Linked DNA regions of Mus musculus: region 1 is linked to region 2. Evidence: chromatin loops called from intact Hi-C (ENCODE). Cell type or tissue: left cerebral cortex. All regions are shown on one strand. Links, peaks and the distances in the headings refer to the core of each region. The heading gives the core; the rest is flanking DNA.

Evidence for each region. A loop is a pair of places that touch in the nucleus more often than their neighbours do. Peaks named below come from ENCODE experiments on the same cell type or tissue, not always from the same donor. Only the 100,000 strongest peaks of a DNase experiment are listed, where the experiment ranks them.
Region 1: it touches region 2 in a loop (6-fold over the local background); 1 of 42 quality-filtered maps calls a loop at or near these places.

The regions. Positions count from the first base shown.
Region 1 is chrX:151,340,908-151,345,294 of GRCm38, forward strand. Fam120c (family with sequence similarity 120, member C) reads left to right here and starts at 3,316. Exons shown (of 16, transcript NM_198105.2): 1 at 3,316-4,029. The coding sequence starts at 3,343. It overlaps A230072E10Rik (RIKEN cDNA A230072E10 gene), which reads right to left and starts at 972. Exons shown (of 3, transcript NR_015600.3): 1 at 1-972. In left cerebral cortex, for the core only: no CTCF peak of the experiment used is centred there; DNase peaks (open chromatin) are centred at 2,390, 2,984, 3,246 and 3,920; H3K4me3 peaks cover 1,690 bases; H3K27ac peaks cover 1,226 bases.
Region 2 is chrX:151,802,637-151,807,023 of GRCm38, forward strand. It overlaps Huwe1 (HECT, UBA and WWE domain containing 1), which reads left to right and starts at 646. Exons shown (of 83, transcript NM_021523.4): 1 at 646-933; 2 at 4,084-4,224. In left cerebral cortex, for the core only: CTCF peaks have their summits at 251, 1,320 and 2,200; DNase peaks (open chromatin) are centred at 541, 1,238 and 1,694; H3K4me3 peaks cover 2,190 bases; H3K27ac peaks cover 1,374 bases.

The DNA.
Region 1 (4,387 bases), core at 236-4,235, 460 kb before region 2:
CTTAGCACTCTCTAAGTATTTGGCTCATTCTCTCTGTCATTCTGTTCAAGATCCTCTCGATCAGAGATCCAGTAGGAGATAGTAAGCTGAGCTGAGCTTACTACTGTGAAACCTTCCCCACCTCCGTCCTGATCCGCCTTGGGGATGGATGTTCACTTGCTTCTTAACATCTAGTTGGATTCAGTTATGGGAAATCAGCACTTCTGGCAAAGTTGATGCCATGAGGAGTTACTACTCCTTATACATGTGTGAATAATTTGCTGGTGCCAGTTTCTTAATCAGTGAAATCCTTGAAGTGGGTCTGACATTTTTGCTGCAAGTCAGCAGGACCAAGGGATTTGTGCCTGCAGCAATCAAAGCTCAGTTTGTTTTTGTTTGTTTGTGGTCCTGAGGAATAGAAGCTGGGGAAGGATTCTACCACTGAACTCCACACCCAGCTCCAGGGCTTTTCTTTTGAGTTCCAGGAACTGTAATTAACTGGTTCACTGCCATATCTTACAAAAAGTGTCAACTCCCTTCCCATCAATGGATGCTAGAAGATTCCACCTGTATCAGTTCCGTGTATTTTGGGCTTGTAATTTGCCACACCTCATTTCTGACTGTTTATTCTCTTTGTAACCAAATGTAATGAGCTCACATCTTGGTGAATGCAAAAGGTTAAAACAAGCACAGCCAAGACATGAAAGAGTGGAGAAAGATCTATTACTTAAAGCAGTTAAGGGATCCCTGAGTGTCTCAATCAGCATGGCTTTGGGATTGCCTTGACCAGGGCAATGGAGAATGGAGAAATGACAGATAGATGTACCAAGAAGCTGGGATTGGATAAGCCTTGCACAGTCCCAAGTATGCTGTTTATAAGACCATATTTAAGAGGGTAAGATACAAATTTTAGATATACTTAGCTGAAGTTCACAGGCTGTTACCATTAAAACGGGGAAGAAGAGTACATCTGTGAAATCTCGCTTGTATCATAGCTGAAAATAATGGAAAGGACATTTTGTAAGTGTGCACAGGTACACTTGTGTGTCTTGGTGTGCTCATATGTATGCCCATGAAAGCCAGGGGACAAAATTTGCATATCATTCTTCAGGAATCTTCCACCTCAGTTTTTAAGGCATTGTCTCTTATTGGCCTGGAACTCACCAATTAGACTAGGTTGCTTGGCCACTGGGTCCCAGAAATCCACTTGGCTCTACTTCCCCAGCCCTGGGATTACAAATGCACTACATTGAGCCTGGCTTTTTGGTGTGGTCTTTGAGAATTGAATCCAGGTCCTCATGCTTGCAAAGCAAGCATTTTAACCAGAGAGCCATCTCACCGACCCAGAAAGGATGATTTGAAGGTAGAATAATAAAGGGTTTTCATCTAAAGGTATCTCACTTGTGGCTAACAGTTTCATTAAGTGGCTTATGATCCAATTATTTTTGTTGTTGTTGGGACTTAATTTTTTTCTTTACTGTTTGTTTTGTTTAGTTCTTATCTCAGGCTGACCTGGAAAATAATAATTTCAAAGTTGTGGCAATCCTCCTGCCTTGACCTTCTGAATGCTGGGTTTATAGATGTAAGCCAACACACTCAGTTAAAATATGGCATTACAAGCAAATGTGAACATGATAGGATTTATTTACTTCCTTGGTTCTTTGAAATCACTGGGTAGCCTAGGCTGGCCTAGAACTTAAGGTGACTGTCCCATGTCAACTTCCTGAGTACTAAGATTGCAGGCACATACCATCATGCCTAAGACAACAGTTTTTGCAGTAATCTTATCAAGTTAACAATGAGAAGGCTAATTTTTAGGAAAGGGATGCTGGACAAACTCTCTAGTAAGCACAGTTTACTAAAAACATCTATTCTCTTCATCTTTCATGCCTTCAAGCTATTGCCTTTCCCTTTTTTTTCAAAAACAATTTTTATTAGCTATTTTCTTCATTTACATTTCAAATACTATCCCGAAAGTCCCCTATACACCCCCCACCTCCCTCTCCCTTGCCTTTCATGTTGTCTCCCATCCCTGCTATTCTGGATCTACTACTCTTATGACAAACCCGGTTTGGAATTTGCAACCTGTTTTTGGTTTCATCCTATCAAACCATTCTGATGTCATTCCTGGGGTTCTGCTCTTTTATGTTCTGTAAATTCCAAGCCAGATAGATACAACTACTCTGCATGCAGATCTTGTTTTCTGCTGTAGTCTGGCTGAAGTAATGGGCCCTAAAACTTGACAGAAGACAGACTCTACATGGATTTCATTGGAGAAGCATGCTGAAATGTACTTTTCAAAAGACTGTGATCAAATTAGAACCTTTGCAGCTATTTTGAATTGTTCCCACATGGACACATTTAGTAGGTTGGAAAACAAAAAAAATCCCCTAACCATATGGCATAGCTTAGTGAGTACCAATAAGGTCCAAGTTGTAGTTGAATTTGAGTGGGTGTTTAATCTCCCTGACCAGAGATCCTGAGGCAAATTATAGGCAATTTCATTTTGTCTATGCATTCATTGTCTTAAGTAAATGTTTTACCATTTGTAAGGTGGATAACTCTTCAAAGTATGACAGTAGATGTTAGCGGTTTTTATGTATCATATGTGTTCTTCTCCTTTCGTTAAAAGTTGTGCATATCATCTTTTCAATGGAAGGGAAATTTCTCCCTTTCAGGGAACTTTAGCTCACTTTAGCCAAATTCTACTAATCCACAGTACTTCCTTTCCCATGATGCATCATCTCCATTTCTTTCCCTGGGCATGGTGGTATAATATCCTGAGGCAACTCGGTTGGATACTAGGAGTTCTGGTACAAATCCTATACACACATTTTCTTGGCCCGCTTCTTCTGACACTATGAGCATCAAGGCCTGACAGGTGTGATCCTCTGGTTCTAAGACTGCATCCTGAGGCCATCCGGGAAAAGACTACAACTCCCAGGATGCTCATCCGCCCCGCCCCTGTACCCCTCCCCCAGCTAGAAAGCGAGTATCACAGAGAAGACGAGGCAACATGGCTCCCGGAGGTGGAAGGCAGAGGCTTCACCCCCTTTGAAGCAGTGAAGAAGAGCAGCGGAGGGGAACGGGAAAAGAGGAGTGACTACGACTTTGTCATCGCTTTTATCTTCCCAGCCTCTTCTGAGTCTGGTCAGCCTCACCTCTGCTCTCCACCCGCACCCAGTCTGTGGTCTCCTCCCCTCCCCGCCCACGTTCCCTCGCCCCTCCCGTTCTCAAACCCTCTCTCCGCCCCCCTCGCCCCTACCCCCCGCGGAGTGCGCACGCGCCCGCCTCCAGCTTCGCGCGGGGATCGCCGACTGGCCCGCTTGCGCAGCCGCTGTTCCTTCTACCCACGGAGGAAGCATGGGCGTCCAGGGCTTCCAAGAGTTCCTGGAGAAGCGCTGTCCCGGGGCTGTGGTGCCTGTGGACCTCCTCAAACTCGCGCGCACCGTCTCGCGCCAGCAGCAGCAGCAGCACCTGCACCGCCAGCTGCCGCCAGCAGCCCTAGCGCCAGGGGCTCCACGCATCACCAGGGGCTCTGCTCCTCTGCCGCCGCCGCCGCTCCCGCCCGCTGCCTTTGGTGCTTACTCCGGGGGCGCGGGGCCGTCTCGGCACCATCACCCTGCTCACCATTTCCACCACCATGGCCAAGCGCCGCCAGGGCTGCATCCGCCGCCGCCCCCTCCGCTGCCTGGGGCTCGGGTATTGGTAGACGCGGGCTCGGCGCTGCCGCGGCTCTATGGTGGCTACCAGACGGATTGGGTTTGTGGCGGCCAGTGGAATGCCATGCTGGGCTACTTGTCAGCGCTGTGCCAGGCTTGTGCCTATCCGGGCGGAGACGGCCTGGAGCTGGTGGTCATGTTCCCTGGGGGCCTGGGGAAGGACCGACTGGCCGAGTGGGGCCGTCGGTGCCAGGCGGAGCGGCAGACTGCGCAACTGATCGTGGGACACGTGGGCAACAAGGGCACCCCTCCACCGCGGGCCTGGTTCCTGCCACCTGCCTGTCTGAGCCACTGCGTGAGGCTAGCACTCATCCGCTTCCGGGTCAAGGTGAGGGAGGGGTTAGATTTTTAAATGAAATGCCCCACACCTGTTCCTTCCAGACTAAACACCTAACCATTCACCGACCTACCTGCCACCCACTCAGTCAGCTAACTTACTGGCGACCATTTTATCCCCTCGTGCCCCCGTCATATGGCCTATTAATTCCCTTACCTACATGATTGTATCTCTAGCCATGCCATCCCCGTAACCCCCTTTACTCACACAATTGGCCTACCTGTTGGTTCTAGCAGAATTGACTCAAAATTCCTCCGGGCTTCATGTTTCTCTTGCTATCATCCCCCTCAAACTGAAATATGTTTTTTCTTCATTTTCCAGTTGACATTCCCTCCCCTATATCTGTTTT
Region 2 (4,387 bases), core at 109-4,108:
TAGAACTAATGATATGAGCTTTTAGTGAAAAGATGGATTCAGGTTAGCCTGCAGTGCGGCGAAGGAAGAAGTATGGATATTAGAGGTCTTTAGATTTTTCCCCCCATGTTTTGAGCACAAAAACTGGTGTGTCATTGTTTCCATTTGCATTTGTGTGTTTATTGTAAATTGAACATCTTTTATGCGTTAGTTAAGACTAGCACGTTATTCCTCGAGGCAGGTAACAATGGGAACCCATTCTTTTCGCTTTCGGAATGGAGTTTGGCTAATTGGTACAGCCCTGCTGGAAGCGTGAGAATAAACAGGTTGACTTTTTAAGCACTAGGCAGGCTCCAGACACCTAAATCGGGGGCGGAGGTAGTTTTCAAGACATGGCCGAGATTTGGCGCTGAGCTGTGTCATCGCGAGGTTTGGTAGCAAGCTCCGCAGTGGGTCGGAAACCTCGTGGTAAGCGAGATCCCTAAAGGACGAGAGCTTCCTCCCTTTCCCCGAAAAAACTCCCAGTCATTTTCACGAAGCTCCGCCTTTCTCCTTTTTAGGAGCGTGCACCTGGTCTCGCGAGATCTCATGTTTCCTAAAGGCGAGGCGCGGGCGGTCTCCTGCGGTGAATTACGAAGGTCTCGGCGAGGCTGAACGTAATATCGCGATAGTTCCTACGGCGCATGCGGGAGCCGGCGGCGGCATGCTGGCTCCGCCCCGTAGTGCTCCGTGAGGTTGTGCGTCATTTGCTTTTCGCTTCGCGTGGGGTGAGAGCGGAGCGGTGGCGATTTGGGGTTTGGTGGCAAGCGAGGGTTGGGACGGGCTGGGCTCAGTTTTTCCTGGTCCGGTGGAGGTTCTCCTGGGATCACGCGAAGGCGGCGGCCGAGGTTGGCTACTGAGTGCAGGAGCTGCGGAGGCGCGAGCAGCGTCTTCTGGTGCTGCCGTTCTTAGCCGGTGAGTTCTCGCGGGAGCAGGGTTACGTCCTCGTGGGGATTCGCCGGCGGTGGCGGAGATACCTTGGGGGTGGGGGGGCAGTGACTAGGGTCGGGCCGCCTGTTAAGATGGCGGCGGCGGCGGCTGCCTGTCTTGCTCTTACACGGTACCAAGGGGTTAGCTATCCGCGTTTGTGACGCTTCTCAGGTACCAGACGTTAAGGAGATGACGAATGGCGAAACGTCGTGGTGCCGGTAAATCCTTCCTGAGCTGAAGACCATCCTGTTTCTTACCGGTTAAAGCGACACCATTTCCCCCGGCCTCTGCCTCGTGTGGGCCTGCCTTTGCCCCACCAATCGCTCTTCGCCTCTGTTTTCGTCGTCGCAGTGGGCGGGTTGGGAAGTGCGGGAGGGAGTCCATAGTTCATTGGGTAGTGGGCTGGGGATTAGATTAAAAAGTGGGAGAGAGGGACGCACCTAAGATTGTTCTCATAATTATTGCGCGCTTGCTGCTTCTCAGCCCTTGCAGCGACCCATATGAAACCCCTAGTTTTTCTTGATCCGAGGTGGGCTCTGCTTCCCTGCTCCCGCGGCTTTCGGGCTAAGGTTTGAGAGGTCAATCTGTAGAGTCATTAGAGTACCTTCCCTTTCCCAAATTCTGTCTCCCTGTCAAATCGCTCAGCTACGTGAATATCGGGATGCATTATTAAGGGGAGAAGTTAAAAAAAATCCTATCACTCCTCCTCTGTAGTCCTAATTTAGAGCCTAGCCTGAATCATCTACCCTGTCCCATGTCCTTCCGTGGTGCTTTTGGCGCAGATGTTAAAAGAGCTTATCTTATTCCCTGCATTTACTCCATCTTTGTGGATGGATCAGCAGTAACCTTCCATTTTCCTAGGTCCTCTTGCTTGTTTATCCCTGACGCGGGGACAGCGTACTGATTTCTTCAACTTTGAATGTTTTGAGACCATACTTGGGCAGAACAATAAACGGGTCAGTGGTCGGATAATTGCAGTCTTAGTGGTCTCCTTCGTGCCCCCACTAGGTGAAACTTTGCCTTTCCAACCCCTTCCACGCTACAAGCTCTGGGACCCGCCCCCTTTCCCGCCTATGTTTCTGTAGTCTGCTGGTCTGTATATCTTTTTGTTTTGTTACAGCTAACCAACATTTAAGAACTAAGTCTCACTTCTTAATCCTTATATTTCTCTCTTAACTGCTCTTCCTCCCACCCCCAGGAGCTGAATCCCCTAGCAAGGTGTCGACCCCCAGTACCTTTTCCTTCCTCCAGGAGTTTTACCCCTAAAACAGTCACGCTCCTTTTAAATTTAAATTTACTTCCTTTCTCCTCAAATCACTTCTATTATAGACAATTAATTCCCTATCACGTGTTTCCTTTGTAGATAACATGATTTGAATTACTTTTTATTTAGCACCAGTGTTGCATAGATTGAGGAGATGCTGCCAACATTTCCAATTCATAGGAAGCAGCCTGATTTAGAAAGTTAGTGTTTGCTTCCAGTTCACATTGAACTCATGACCTTGGGCAAATTACTTTTCAGATTTTGTTTGTTTATATAATGAGGGTAGTAATGCTTACCTTGTAGAAAATTTGCCTCAGAAAGTTTGGGTGCCTTTTTAATGTGAAACTGTATTGGTAGATAAATGTTTTTGTGCCATATTCTACCTTTATAGCCTGGTAAGGTTTTTAAAAATTGTTATTTCTTCAGCTGTATTTTTCTATGTTTAGGAATAATACCTATTCGCTCCTGTCTGCTTTTAATTTTTTCCTCATAAGCCACTTTGTATGATCAGTGGTTCATGTTTGAATATGTTCTCACTATTTGAAGCTTCTACTGGTGTAAGACTTTTGAATGCAAAATCATTCTCTTGGAATGACCACCAGCTATGTTTCGGTCATGAACCACACCCAAGTGTTCTACCTTTTGGAAGGGAGTGCCTCATCCCTTGCCTACTCATTTTTGCCACTCCTTCAAATACAGTCTGTCCTGTCCTTCACCTCACAAAAGTCTTGAAATTTCATGCCATTGCCAGTTTGCAGTGTTAAAGAGAACTTAAGCTTCAAGTGTTTTTATTTCTTTCTCTTTACCTCATTTATTTCTCTTTACCTCTATCATTTTTAGACAAACTTTGTCTAAGTTGGGTCAGTATGGGGGGCATATTTGGCAGTCTTTTTATTTAAGTAGGATAATACCTATATGCAAGACATTAGGAAGGTTGATCTAATTAAATACCATCATTTCCCCCTCAAAGGCAACCACAGATGACTCTTTGATAACTACCTCCTGTTGTGCTTTTGCCATTTTATATTTTCTAACATTTTACTCGGAAGTAGTTTTTCTTACTACTATATTTTTATTAGATCAACACTAGAGTGGTTTTTTTCCTTAATTATGTTGGTTGGGTGATGGGGTTCAAGTAGGAATATAGTTGCAAGAAGTATACTATCATTGACATTTTAGTGGGTAACATCTGATAATTAACTATTTGTGGATTTCCGTTTTGAGCTTCAGGGTTTGAGTTGGAAGTGCTTTAGGAAAATGAATTTCCTCTTTCATTGAAAGACAGGTCACTTTATTTTGAGACTCTTGTCTTGATTCCTTTTACAGTGGGTTAAGCAATAATCACTAACTCTTGTCCTTTAGAATTATACTAAATCTGGGAATGATGATCAAGGCATGACCTAAAAGGTTTAATTTATTCTAGGTAGATCTCTGAGAAGAGAGGAAGGAGTGGCAGTACCAAATAAAAACTTTGTCTAAGGTTCAGTGACAAAGTTCAACCTGAATTTCCAGGATGTTTATCGTTTGTCTCCCAGTATGGCCAAAAAGCACTTATGAAGGTGAAAAATAATTTTAATGTGTACAGCTTTTTCTTTTCATAAAATATGTTTTCCTTAGTGTCAGTTTGTTAAACATGCTATCATTTTGTTTGAGTTGAAAACAGTTTTCAGGGGTATTGTCTAAGTGTCACTAGAAACACTATACAGTTCTTTTTCAGAGTGTTTAGTTACTGCTCAAAGCAGGTTCTAAAAATGCAAGTTGGCATTTAAGGGCTATTGCTTCAAAAATAACTGATTGTGTCTATTGATACAGTGGTTAACTACCCAATTCTAATGAATAATATACTTCTTTTCCACAATCTTTTTTTGTAGGTCCTTCAGTAGCCTGACCTGAGTGTTAGTGCTTCAGAGGAACAAACCAGTAGACCAGAACTTGGTCAGGAAGTTTCAGGAAGCTATTGGAGCAGTGTTGGGATTTCCCACCAGGATGACTATGATTGGCTGTGATTTTAGGTTAGTTTTTTTTTTGTTTTTGTTTTTTTTAAGATCTTTGCGGTTGGTATTTGTATTTTACATCTTGAAATGGAGATGGGGCTGGAATTTACATTTTTTGCTTGTGCTGCTTTGGTTCCATTATATGGGTCAGGTTTGTTTTATTTTTTTTTTTAAATAATTT